4 separate regions of the Homo sapiens genome follow, and all the other regions are linked to region 3. A link is a contact called in ENCODE Hi-C or POLR2A ChIA-PET data. All regions are on one chromosome and are shown on one strand. Each heading gives the region's core, a stretch centred on a gene start or an enhancer-like site at or near the end of the contact. The rest is flanking DNA. Distances are from core to core; before and after follow the strand shown.

Region 1 (3,202 bases), core at 703-3,202, 3.2 Mb before region 3:
TGCCAGGCACTGGGCTCAGCGCTGTGAGGGATGAGAAAGAAGTGGTACCTTCCTTCCAGGCGATTGTAGTCTAGACTACAAACTGGTAAGTAGTATACTCAGATTTAGTCAATATTTACTGAATGCCTGTTCACCTATCTAATAGTATATAATCTTTCCAATAACCCTCTATAATTAAATTAGCCCCCATTTACAAGTAAGAAAAATGAGGCTTCAGGAAGTCTGTTTCCCCAGTGGCCTGCAGGCTCGGGGATCCTCAGTGCAAGCCCAACATCTCACATCGCCACCAAATAAAATCAATGCACGTGGGAATTGAGGAGGAGTAGACACACAGCAGTTTTCTGGATCTCTTTAAAACGTGACTCCCACTCCCCGGGAAAGAAAAGAGTAGATACAATGACCCGCCGATGTTGGCACAGCACTGATGGGGCAGGAGTGGCTTACAAAAGATCACTTGCCTCCCAGGACCCTGCCTCCCTCCTCGTACTAACTTCTAGAGTCTTCTGGCGCAGTCTCCTCTTATCGTCAACAACAAGAAATAATAATAGTGATGATGATCATAGCCACTAACATTGAGCACTTGTGTACCAGGTACTGGGCTAAGCTCTCTTCCATGCTGAAAGCAACCCCTTGAGACTGGTATTATTAACTTCCTTTTATAGATAAGGGAACAGAGAGATTAAGCAACTTGCCAAGGGCACCTAGGTAGATCTGGGATTTGTTTTGATCTATAGAGTATATTTGGGCCCAGCTGGTTCTGCTTCCGACTGTAGAAATGTGTCCCCAGCTTCCTTCTGAATAACACTTTTAGTGTATGGGCATCAGACTTATCGGTGTGACCTCATCAGCACCACTAATAGTTATTAAACACCCACCCTGAATCAACAACTCTTCACAGTCATATTGTTAGCCCCCTTTTATCAGTGAATAAACTGAGGTGCGAATAGGTAGAAAAACATATCTATCAGGACAGACACAGTGGCCCACACCTGTAATCCCAGCAGTTTGGGAGGCCAAGCAGGGAGGATGGCTTGAGCCCAGGAGTTTGAGACCAGCTTAGGCAACATTGTGAGACGACCCTGTCTCTACAAAAAATTTAAAAATTAGCCAGGCATGGTGGCATGTGCCTGTGATCCCAGCTACTTGGGAGACTGAGGCAGGATGATTATTTGTGCCCAGAAGGTGTTGGCTACAGTGAGCCATGATCATGCCACTGCACTCCAGCCTGGGTGACAGTGAGCCCCTGTCTCAATAATATAATAATAATAATAATAATAATGTATCCAAGATCACACAGATGGAGAAGCAGCAGAGCTAAGATTCCAGCTCAGGTCTGTCTGGCTATGAGGCACCTTCTCTCTCAAAAATATTAATTGTTGCAATAGCATCCTTCCCAAGACTCACTATTTGAGGACCATGAGATAGATAGATAGATAGATAGATAATGTCCAGTTGCAGGTTATCATTGAATCAAAAACAATCCCCACCATAAACAGGGTCCCCCCCATCCATTGAGTCAGTGTTCAGTTCAGAGTAAAACCTTCAAGAAAGAAGGAAGGGAGACTGTCCAGAAAGTGAGAGGCAAGAAAGCCCCTGGAATTCAACCTTACCTGGTCTGGGGGCAAAGCTGCAAGTAGTAATGACAGGGGACCAATCCAGACAGAAAGTAGGATCTCTAGGGAAGGGCACATAATTTGAGGAGGAAGCCAAAGAAAGGAGTAAGATCATATGGAAATGAGGGGGAATTGAGGTCCAGAGTGATAGTGTCCATGGGGATGAGGTAAGTGAAACCAGAAAAGGAACCCAGGATGGGCAGAAATGAGGGTAATGAGAAATGGGAACAGAGTGAGGTCGGGCTAGACATCTTGTGGAGTGAACTGAGGCCGGTATCTACCCAGGGCCACTCCCTAGATCCTTAGGCCTTCATAGAAACCTTTGCCCCACCACACCCCATCCCTGACAGCCTTCCTCTGCCAGGACAAGTTTGTCGTCTGCTCTGAGCTATCAAGCCCCTTAGGAGACCTAGGACCCAGCTGGGTCCCATCCCTTTGGAGTAGCTGCTTCAGACTAGGTAGGTGTGAGGACCTGGACCTCAAATCCCTGGATATTGGGAGTGGGCAGAGGTGTAGCTGAAAGATACGTTGTTGCATGTCCTGTCTCCTAATAGACAGAACCTATAACGCATTTTTCCCAGCCTAGGAAGCACCTAATTCTTGTGGGCAAAGGAGCCATGGAAGATAGAGCTGGTGAGCAAGAGCAGGAGAGACACAGCCTTCGTCTGGAAAAGCTACAACACTGGGCAAGGCACAGGCAGAGTGGGCACCTCTTGGTGCTAGCGGTGAGGCCAGGCTACCCCATCCCAGGTCTCAGCATGTCCACTTCTACCCAATTCAATTCCATCCATCCATCCATCCATGTTAAGTGAGCACCTACCATGTGCCAGAAACTGAGCTAGGTTCTGAATGGGAGGAGGGTAGAGGAAAACATAGAAATAAACAAGGCAAGACCCTTAATCTCCCAAGTAGCTTCCATCTTGTGGGGGAAAACATACAGGTAAGTAACTAAACTACAATATGAGGCAGAAAAAATTAAATGATACTTAATTTTTAATGATCACGTCCTTGCTCTGGGTTGACTGCTTTCCTCCACCCTGCATTCAATCCCATTTCCTGATCTCTAAAGAGGTAGGAGTTACGAGAAGGGAGGGAATCCCTGACAGTTCCTCCCCAATTACCCTACCCTTACCCCCAGGTGAGCCAGCTATGGCTGGCAGTGGTTGTGGTGCCCCTTGCTGTCTCAGTCGCCTGCCTGAACTCTGATTGTCACATGGCCACAGCGCTGCCTCTTGGGCCTGGAGCCTCAGTAAGACCCACCACAAGGGAGGGTGGAAGGTCCCAGGGCCCCTTCCTAACGGGACCAGAGCTCAACACTTGCCCTTCTCACCATTCAGGGTCTCCTCACTGGGACTGTCACTCTGGAGCTTCGCAGAGCACCCCGCCTTTGGAAGGTGAGAGGGAAGAAAACGCAGCACTGTCCTCCCACTCCCTAAAACAGACACCTACAACCCTCAGCCTAGGAAGTAAGTGGCTAAGTGTTGACTCATTCTCTCAGCTGTCACCACTGACTGGCCTCAATCACTGAGGAGGAAAGCAAAAAAGTTAAGAGGGCTTATGGCCCTGTTTGGAGGCTGAGAAGCAGAAGC
Region 2 (3,324 bases), core at 118-2,617, 3.6 Mb before region 3:
TATAAAGAGATTTCTTTCTTTCCCGTCTCTGGTTAAGGATGTCTCGAGTAGGGATTTTTAGGAGAGTTGTTTCCGTGCTTCCTTCGATAGCTCAGCTGGTAGAGCGGAGGACTGTAGTACTTAATGTGTGGTCATCCTTAGGTCGCTGGTTCGATTCCGGCTCGAAGGAGACGCTGCTGTTTTGGGGTTTACGGTTGCTCTTCGTTTGTGCAAAAAATCTCTGTATCTTGACGTGATCAAATCTGTTTCTGTCTCTCACCCTTGTCCGAAGGAAACAGCTTAGCCGCGAGGTGGGCTGCGTTAATCGCGTCTTGAAAAGTTGGTTACCTTTCTGAAAGATAGTAGACCCGAATCGTCCCACCGTTGGGGGAAGGCACTGTTGTCTTACCGAAGTGTGTTATATTTTGGCTTCTACGTTAAGTCCAAAGGCCGGCAGATATATACGTATCGCGCGTCTGTCCTGGGGCTCAGTACCCTACAGCCTTGCAACCGAGCTCAGCTCTGGCCCTCGATCTCTATTTCAGCCCCCTCCAGGTTCCCTCCAGGCCCTAGCGGGCTTAAATCGCTCCCCGGGCTCAGTGAGACACAAGCATGTGACCTAAAGTCTAAAAAGCTGCCTTCCTTCACCCCATCCTGCATCTGGATCGAGGAGAATAAGCCAGAGAATAAGCCACACTTGAAACTTGGTGAAGATGGAAGGAATAACTAAATAAGGCCTAAGGGAAATGTCACAACAGAGGAAAAGAAACAAAACAAAAAACCTTCAGAACAGCAGGCGGAAAAGAGAAATTCAGAGTGATAGGAAGCACCACTCAGCTACAGTGGCTCGTTGGTCTAGGGGTATGATTCTCGCTTTGGGTGCGAGAGGTCCCGGGTTCAAATCCCGGACGAGCCCTCGTGGCTACTGTTTTTCCACCCCCTTTTGTCAACTACTGAAAAAAAGTCTCCGTTAAATTTGAAACACAAACTGTCTCGCGATGGGCTGTCCTGCCAAAGAAAGCAGCAGCGAATAAGTACGTGGCAGATGGTGCTGTCGACCAGTGTCAAGACCAAGTTTCATGGGTTCCTGGACGCTCAGCCAGGGGTAGTCTCTGAAGGGCCGCCTGGCAATTGGGAGCAGAAGCCAGTTTCCCGCCATCTGCTCTCCGTGGAGGCAGTGCTCTCGCGGCTGCTGCCCGTTGGGGTCCAGCTGAGGAAGGAGCGCGGATCCCAGGCTCGTTCTTTGCCTGGGCTGCCCCTGCGGCCCCTGGGGCGGGTGCTGCTGCGGCGCCAGCTCCAAGGGCGGATCCAGGCGGGAGGGGCCTCCTCGGAGAAGCGGGGCGCGGTCCCAACTACGCAGAGGCTGGCACGCCGACCCTCCACACCTCACCACGCCCCCATCTCCGTCCGTGTACACACACTCACACAAGGACGCCAACCCCACCTAGATGCAAAGCAGGATTCAAAAGAACATCTTTGCGTTTTCTACCGGCTCCCCATCATCGTACTAGGGAGGAAGAAGCGGGTGAGAAACAAAACTTCTTTCCATTGTCCTGCCCGTTTCTGCGGACTTGTTCTGAGGCCGAGGTAGGTTCACACTCCTGCTCCTCCTCCTCCTCTCTGGTAGCTTCATAAGGGGCGTTTAGGCCGGGGAGTCCTTTCCTAGTAGAGGCAGCTTGGGACTCCTTGGGGAGGAGTTTGCGGGACGGGGCTGGAGAGGGAGGAATGGGGAGGGACGTGAAAGTCCCGTATTTGTATGAGTTAACGACTTTACATTCCCACTCAGGTTTACTTTGCGCAGCTGGGCACAGATGCCAGCTTCTATTGATTAGTAGGCTTGGAGGGGGACCACAGAATCGCCGAACCTAAGGGAAGCCCTAGGAGGCCTGCACTTGCCCACAACTAAGAAAGCTTTGCTAGTTATTCAGGCTAATCACCAGCTTTTTGAAGCAGGCCTTAGTTTTTTGCAAGCGTAACTAACATTTGGGGATCGGTGTTTTCTGTTTACTCTCCTCTGCCTCCTCACCCTTAACCCACCCTCAGCCAGTGTTGTGCAATTCTTAGAGACACTTGCCAACAGCCTCTTCTCTAAGCCTTCCTACTGGAAGGTTGGGATCCTCCGTTTTCTCGCTCTGAGACAGCACGTCAAATGCTAATAGCAGCACATGAGTAAAGCGCAACATCTTTATTAAAACAATTTCAGCACCACTCAGGGGGCTAGGGAAATCTCAGATGAGCCAAGACCCTCCCTCGTGACAGTAAAAATCTTATAATCAAGTCATAATGTAATCAGTAGAAACCCAAGGGACATCATTATCTGTGGCACAGGACCACCTTCCCAGAAGCAGCCTCAGGTATTCAAGACTTACTTAACCACAGAGCCACTAACAAGTTTTGCAAGAGGATAGGTTTATTACATACGCTTCAATTCAAGCAATTCTTTTACTGATGACAAGCAGAGTAAAATAATTTTTGAATTTATGGTAATAGTCAATGTAGGTTTCCTTCGAACAGCAACTTTCAGTGGCCCCTTTAAAGTTAGCTCTGATTGTCTAGAAAGTACTAGTATGGAATATAAAAGTTGTGTGGGCCCGGCACGGTGGCTCATGCCTGTAATCCCAGCACTTTGGGAGGCCGAGGTGGGTGCATCACAAGATCAGGAGTTCGAGACCAGCCTGGCCAAGATGGTGAAACCTCGTCTCTACTAAAAATACAAAAATTAGCCGGGCACGGTGGTGAGCACCTGTAACCCCAGCTACTCGGGAGGCTGAGACAGGAGACTCTCTTGAACCTGGGAGGCGGAGGTTACAGTGAACAGAGATTGCGTCACTGCACTCTAGCCTGGGTGACAGAGCAAGACTCCGTCTTAAAAAAAAAAAAAAAAAAAATTGTGTGGTGCATTGGAAAGCTTCCAGGCCGGCGAATGCAATGAGTTCCTTGGGCAATACATGTCTCTTTCTCTGTTCCTCAGTTGGCTCTTCTTTAATATGAGGGGTGGACAGAGTCTCAGAGGCCCCTCCCACTCTTGTTCTATGACTCCATGGAGTGGTACGATGTTAGTAACAGGACATGAGGCACTCTAGTAATGTGGAGATGAACTATCGTTTGGCAGAGAGGATGGAAAAAATCATTCCAGGAAAAGAGGAATGGCTTTAGCTATTGTTGAAAACAGATAATCAGGTTATAAGCAGGCAAGAGTAAGAGGTTTGTCAAGTTATTGTTGGAAGCATTGGTCACTGTGACTCAAATTAAAGTAGCTGGATAAAAAAGTGGACCAATGAAGGTCAGTGAAACCTTTCTTTAGGAGTTTTTATTGAATCTGTATTTAAGCAGATTCTCTGTAAT
Region 3 (3,213 bases), core at 1-2,500:
GCTGCTGGAGCACCTCTCGTCGGCAGTTCCAGAGGGTGGCAAAATCAGGGTTGGCTCCCAGAATCTGGCTTGTCAGTTCCAGCACGGACTCATCCAGCTCACCAGCCTGGCGCTAAGAAGATAGGTGGCAGGGTTAGAGATCATATAATTTTCCCACTACAGGACTAAATAACGTAAACTTAAAACCATCCAATATTCTGTGAATCCCACATTATACAACAGGTACTATGAACCATGCTTTATGGCCTTACAGGTATTCTCTCATTTAATCTTCACAACAGCCTTATGCAGTAGGTGCAATTATTAGCCCCATTTTACAGATGAGCAAACTGAGGCCCAAAGAGATTCAGCAACTTGCCCAAAGTCATACAGTTATAAGTGAGATAACCCAGAATTGGATCTAGGCAGTCTGACTCTAGGGACCAGCTCTTGGCCTCTGCACTATACTAAGGGAGCTACTTGGGGTCGGGGCTACCTCTGAGGGCCCCACCTTCTGGAATACGGCCTGGGTGGCTGACTGGTATAGCTTCAGCTTCTGCTCTCGCTCTAGCCTTTTGGCCTCCGCCTGCTCTTCTGACGTCTTCACCTTCAGGCGTCCGTGCTACAAGGATGAACGGGTTGGAAGAGTGCAGGTTGCCTTGCAGAAGCTGACCTGCAAAAACCCCACACTGTGGAGCCCTAGGTTCATACGGGGCAACCATGGCACTGCCACTGGGGGTGAGGGCGCGGGCCTGCGGAGGTGAAGGGCTGGGCTCAGGGTTCTCACCATGGTGCCGGCTCAGGGTTCAAGACAGGGGAAGGGTCCAGTGGTAGCCCTTGAAGTCTGAGGAGAGAAGTGTCAATCACGTAGCCCCGCCCCTACTAGCTCCGCCCACAGCTGTGTCCGGAAGCAGCAAGCGTGCCTGGGCAGAGACCCCCAGAGTGTAAAGAGGTCCTGGGACAGGCTTTGCACGTTCCACAAGAGGTGAGCACCCGGACTAGGACTTCCATCCGTGTGGCCCTTCCTATAGCCCGATTCGCCCGGGCCAGAGCGCGAGCCGGGGCACCTGGGCGTTGGGGACCACTCTGCTCCCCAAAGGTTGCCGCTACCCGCCCGTCCCACGGCTCCCGGGCACCCCCGCCCCCCGCGGGCGGACCCACCTGCGCTGGGAGGAGGCGCGGGGGACGCGGAGCTGCGGCGCCCGCCACAGAGCCCAGGCGCTGGCTAGAGCGGCGCCACGTCCCGGCTCATCGAAACGCAGCGCACTCTGCAGGCTTGGGGAGGGACTTGCGGCGGAAGAGGCCGGCTCGGAGGCGCGTGCGCGGGGGCTCTGCGCTCGCTGTCCGGAAACGCCTCGTACCTGTTAGCCACCTGGTGTGTACGAGTGCGCACGGGCGACTGTAGCGTGCGTGTGAAATGGGGGGAGGACCATGCCAGTTGGTAACTCAGAGTGCAATGTAGTTAGTGGAAGAGGTTTCTCCAACAGCCGGAAACCCGCACCTTCACTACTCCACTGACCTCACCCTGGCCACACCGACAGCCTTCTAGATGTCAAATCTAACAGGGGGAGTTTCCTGTCATTTTCTCTAACCTCTGAAGCATTTGACGCTACCCATTTCTTTATACTTGACACCCCCATTCTGGCTTCTCCTCCTGCACCTCTGCCTCTCTCTTCTCATCTGTTCACCTCCACCCCTAAATGTTGGTGATCTCCAGGGCCCTTTCCTCACCCCTTTTTCACTTCACCCACTGTTCCTGGGAGAATGTTTAAATGTAAGCCTTCAACTGCTTCGAGTTGGAGCTCCTCAGAGCTGTTTTGGCCCACAAATCTGGCATTACACTTTCTCTGGGTGAGTTCATCCACACTCATTGTTTTAATTACTACCTGTAAATTGATGACACCCAAATTTATATCTCCAGCCCAGATGTCTTGCAAGCTTAAATAACAATAAATAATATACATGCACATACATATTCAAACACCTGTTGGATATCACCTGGTGTCCCAGAGACACCTCAAACTCCAAAAGCCAAAAGGTATAAATTATCTTTCATCCATCCTGTCTAAACATTGGCCTTTATGTTTTCTATTGTAGTGAATGGCACTATTTCCTCCTCACTTCTTAAACTCGCTTAAATACTCTTTCTCTTCCCACTGCCACTAGGAGTTCAAACTCCGAATTTCTTCTCCAGATTGTTGAAAGTCTTTTCAGTGTTCTCCACCTCATCCCTTGTTATCAGTCCATCCTCTGTGCTACTGAATCCATTTTTCTAAAATGCAGATTTGACGTCATATCTGTGCCTAAAAGTGCTGAGTGGCTCCTTTTCAGGATAGAATTGTAATCTCTCAGCTCAGCACATCAGACCTATTGGCATTTGGGCTCTGCCTACTCTCTGGCTGTATATCCTGCCTGACCCTGCCAAAAACTCTTCATGACAGCCTACAGAAATACTTGCAGTTTCCTAAATATGTTAGCCTGTTCCCTCTTGACTCTCCTTTCTCCACACTCCTCCTTTGCCACAGTAATTCCTGTTTATCTTTAAGATTTAACTTTTTGAACTCCACAGTACAAAGAAAAAAAAATGTAACTCAAGTGGCACCTCGAGGAAGTTCTCTAAAATGCCCCAGTCTGATTTGATAGACCTTCATATGTACTTTTAAAGACTGTGATTTTTTTCCCTGTGCCTACTGCAAAGAAGGTTTTCTGGTGGAGCCTTTATGAGGTTCAGGGTGGCTAGTGAGTGTGTGTGTACCACACGTACACGTGTGTGATGTCTTTGCGAATAGTGTGTCCATGTGGCATGTGTGTGTTTATAACTCACACCTGGGTAAGAAGGTAGTGCTTTAAATTTTTTTTTTTTTTTTTTTTGAGACAGGGTCTCACTCTGTTGCCCAGGCAGGAGTGCAGTGGCACGATCTCTGCTTACTGCAACCTCTGCCTCCTGGGTTCAAGCGATTCTCCTGCCTCAGCCTCTGGAGTAGCTGGGACTACAGGCATGCACCACCACACCCGACTGATTTTTGTAGTTTTAGAAGAGACGGGGTTTCACCATGTTGGCCAGGCTGGTCTCAAACTCCTGACTTCAGGTGATCTGCCCACCTTGGCCTCCCAGAGTGCTGGGATTACAGGTGTGAGCCACCATGCCCCGCCAGTGCTTTAAATCTTTATATATCCTTCACACCTCTCTCAGCCCCTGGAAATGTATGTAAAGTGTCCATTATATACTTGTCC
Region 4 (3,328 bases), core at 10-2,509, 3.0 Mb before region 3:
ACTTTTAAGTTTTTTATCAAATTTCAGCACCCAGCAAATAATAGGCACTGTTAATATTTGCTTAATATAACGTAGCTGTGAATTTTTGCCCACATTTAGGCGGACGGGAAAATTAACGCCAGAATATCCCGAAAGTCAAATTTTGTCATCTTACACTTAGGAAGTTACGTTAAAAAATTCTCAAGTCTCGTAGTATTTTTCTTAAGCGCAATTTGGGAATTTCCAGTTACCTCGTGGTTTCCGTCATCAGGTTCTTGGCAAAGATTGCAATACAGTAGTTTTAGAACTATATTAACTAGGTATTCCATTAACTAGGTAAAAACCACTCGACTGACCTCGTGGTCAAATTCCTTACTAGTGCTGCTACTGACTTAATATGACCCTAGCAACCAACACTTTTCTGCCTCAGTTTCCGTCTGAGAAAGAGAGTTAATACCTACCTCAAGCAAAGTTCCACTAACTTATATATTTCAAGTGTTTTGTAACCTGCAGATGAAAAGTCAGCTGTAAATATTAATATAGTTATATCACAATATTTCCTTTTACAAATGTAAGTGAAAATAACTACTTCGAGCTCCATCATTTGCTCATAGAGAGAAATAAAATAAAAAGTTATCAGTAAAATGCTGAATCTTTTGTTAAACCTTTCTCGTAGGCCACGCGGCACGATCCAGGATTTAAAGGCTCGCGATACATCTACTTGGTAACCTTCCCCCTTCCCCTCCCCCACTTTTTACATGTAAGAAGAACGGAGGTAATAGAAGGCATCGGCGCTACGTTAACTTCGACTATATTAATGAGCATCACGATCTTCATTTTCATGATCCCGTAGTCCTCGCGGTCGTAGAAAATGAAAGGAAAGCAGCCGTTAACACAGGAAGAGCGAAAAAAGGACATTTTCCCTGGCGATCGTGGCCTAGAGGACACCAGGTTAAACCTATACAGAGGCTGAGGCCTATAAAACTGCCCCCGGCTTCAACCTAATCCCCCAAAACAAGCAGAATAAATGAGGGCCCGGTTAGTTAGGGGGAAGGATTCCCACATCTTCTCTCCCACACCCCCTCTCGCTTCCCGAAAAACCCAGCGCCTTCCCTGCGTCCGCCCTCTCCACTTACCAAGAAGGGGAGGGAGAAGAGATTCGATTCTGAGTCTCCTACTCCCGGGTTCTGCGTAGAGAAGCCGACTGCTGCTGGAGGTCGGCAACGCGGCCACAACCGCTCAGTCTTCGTCTCTTCACAAAATGGCCCCCGAGTCTCCTCTGCCGCCGAGGCGAAGGCCTAGTCCCCGCCCCATTCCTGAGAATCTTCCTATTGGCTGTGCGTTTTTTCGCTCCCGCTCCTAATTAGACAGTTCAACCGCTCCTCACAATGATATCCAATCACAATTAGCAGTGGGTTAGACTAAGCAGGCGAATTTCCACATGCGTGAGAGAAACTAGTTTATAACTGGTTAGTTTTCCTGTCATTTATTGCCTGGAGAATGCTTATTGGCTATTGCACGGGACGACCCTCTGGGTGGAAACTCGCCTTTGTATCGCGCACCGTCTCACATCCGGGTATCTGGGAGGCCTGATTGGCGGCCGCGGCGTCCTATCGCTGCCCCTTAGAGTGCCTAGTAGAAGATCCGCCCAGACCTCGGATTTCCGGCTGCGCGGGGGCGGGGAAAGGGTTGAGGGGCGTAGTTAGGTGACGGGCGCAAAAGACCTGCCCCAGCCCCGGGCCTAGGGAAAAAAAAGCGCGAAATGAAGCCTCCGTTGTGCAATGTGAATAAAGAAAGGACTTTTCTTAAAATGAGGAGGGAGCAGCAGTGACTAGGCCTTGTTAAAGTGTGTAGAAAACTAACCAGTCCTGCAGTTTTTCCAACCCCAGACCCTTTCTCAGTTCCAGATTCGAATGTCAGCTACCTCGTAGACATCTGCTTCTTGGCCTATTAAACCCTTCTTCAGACAACACATGTTCCATCGAAACCAACTGACTTCCTTATTCCTCTCCAATATAAAAAGGAAGTGCAGAATCCTGGCCTCTGGCCCCAGGGCATCTAATATCTTAAGTGCCAGCAAAATTGGCCCATCCTTCCAAATCTGGTCCCTTAATTTCCCTCCTCTTGAAATGGCTTGTCTCCTACCTACCCCCGTCACCTGCCAGTCTCTCTGGTTACATTATAGGAACTGCGCACGCAGTGGGGTAGCATCAGCTCTACTAAGCCAGCGGTTTCTTTTTTCTTTTCTTTTTTTTTTTTTTTTTTTTTTTTTTTTGAGGCAGAGTCACTGTCGCCCAGGCTGGAGTGCAGTGGCGCGATCTTGGCTCACTGCAACCTCCGCCTCCCGGGTTCAAGCGATTTTCCTGCCTCAGCCTCCTGAGTAGCTGGAACTACAGGTGCGCGCCACCATGTCCAGCTAATTTTTGTATTTTTAGTACAGATGGGGTTTCGCCATGTTGGCCAGACTGTTCAGGTGATCCGCCCGCCTCTGCCTCCCAAAGTGATAAGATTATAGGCGTGAGCCACCACGCCAGACCACTTTAAACTATTTTAAAAAGCAAAGACGAAAAATATGGGAGAAAGTATACACTAAAGTGTTAGTAGTGGTTCTCTCCTGGTGGGAAAATTACATGTGATTTTTTTTTTTAACTTTTTTTTTTTCAAACGGAGTCTCGCTTTGTCACCAGCCTGGAGTGTAGTGGCGCCATCTTGGCTCACTGCAACCTCCGCCTCCTAGGTTCAAGCGATTCTCCTGCCTCAGCCTCCCGAGTAGCTGGAACTACAGGTGCGTGCCACCACGCCCAGCTAATTTTTGTATTTTTAGTAGAGACGGGGTTTCACCATGTTGGCCAGGATGGTCTCCATCTCTTGACCTCGTGATCCGCCCGCCTCAGCCTTCCTAAGTGCTGGGATTACAGGCGTGACCCACCGCGCCCAGCCTTAAAATCTTATTGTACTTTTCTATATTTTCCAAATCATCTACTTTGAGCAAGTAATCAGAGGGAGAATATCCTACGAGTGCTTAAAGCCTCGACTCAATTGCCACATTGCAATTTATTTAAAATTATCTCGTAGCACTGTGGGTAGTTTTACACTCCTCTCCCTTCCTGGATGGTAAGATTTTTTGATGGCAGAGTTTAATTCTTACTCTTCAATATATTTTCCTTGTTTACTACCTATTAATAAATTAATAAAATATTAACCATTAACTTTTATTTATCAGGGGAAATTTTTATTTTTCCAGGACAAGCAGATAGACTGTCCTTTTTTTCTCTCTCTTTCTTTTGAGATGAGGTCTTGTTCTGTTGCCCAGGCTGTAGTGCATTGGCATAATCCCGGATGATTACAG

The links. A loop is a pair of places that touch in the nucleus more often than their neighbours do. ChIA-PET counts read pairs that join two places held with the same protein, here RNA polymerase II (POLR2A). Pooled maps may share reads with other maps.
Region 1: a loop to region 3 is called in a pooled map, with 5 times the contacts of the local background. The contact joins the promoter of TMEM253 here to the promoter of RABGGTA in region 3. A Hi-C loop is called at or near these places in 5 of 50 pooled maps.
Region 2: a loop to region 3 is called in a pooled map, with 11 times the contacts of the local background. The contact joins the promoter of RNASE4 here to the promoter of RABGGTA in region 3. A Hi-C loop is called at or near these places in 6 of 50 pooled maps.
Region 4: a map with no recorded cell type shows a loop between it and region 3 (23-fold over the local background). The contact joins the promoter of HNRNPC here to the promoter of RABGGTA in region 3. A Hi-C loop is called at or near these places in 1 of 37 single-sample maps with no recorded cell type and 6 of 50 pooled maps. POLR2A ChIA-PET finds 5 or more read pairs at or near these places in 1 of 52 experiments (activated CD4-positive, alpha-beta T cell).

The regions. Positions count from the first base shown.
Region 1 is chr14:21,099,114-21,102,315 of GRCh38, forward strand. TMEM253 (transmembrane protein 253) reads left to right here and starts at 1,953. Exons shown (of 7, transcript NM_001395467.1): 1 at 1,953-2,071; 2 at 2,195-2,338; 3 at 2,752-2,862; 4 at 2,951-3,007. The coding sequence starts at 2,231. It also overlaps a transcript of ZNF219 not described here.
Region 2 is chr14:20,683,193-20,686,516 of GRCh38, forward strand. RNASE4 (ribonuclease A family member 4) reads left to right here and starts at 1,368. Exons shown (of 2, transcript NM_002937.5): 1 at 1,368-1,566. TRY-GTA5-5 (tRNA-Tyr (anticodon GTA) 5-5) reads left to right here and starts at 81; the gene lies at 81-169. It overlaps TRP-TGG3-2 (tRNA-Pro (anticodon TGG) 3-2), which reads left to right and starts at 824; the gene lies at 824-895. It also overlaps a transcript of ANG not described here. RefSeq lists enhancers at 1-59, 260-449, 590-719, 1,520-1,659 and silencers at 850-899, 1,170-1,289.
Region 3 is chr14:24,270,347-24,273,559 of GRCh38, forward strand. It overlaps RABGGTA (Rab geranylgeranyltransferase subunit alpha), which reads right to left and starts at 1,251. Exons shown (of 17, transcript NM_182836.3): 1 at 1,141-1,251; 2 at 767-823; 3 at 491-601; 4 at 1-112. The coding sequence starts at 769. It also overlaps a transcript of NOP9 not described here. RefSeq lists enhancers at 569-778, 1,519-1,598 and silencers at 969-1,258, 1,329-1,428.
Region 4 is chr14:21,268,183-21,271,510 of GRCh38, forward strand. It overlaps HNRNPC (heterogeneous nuclear ribonucleoprotein C), which reads right to left and starts at 1,260. Exons shown (of 9, transcript NM_004500.4): 1 at 1,116-1,260. RefSeq lists enhancers at 739-1,363, 1,001-1,260, 1,364-1,989 and a silencer at 1,351-1,430.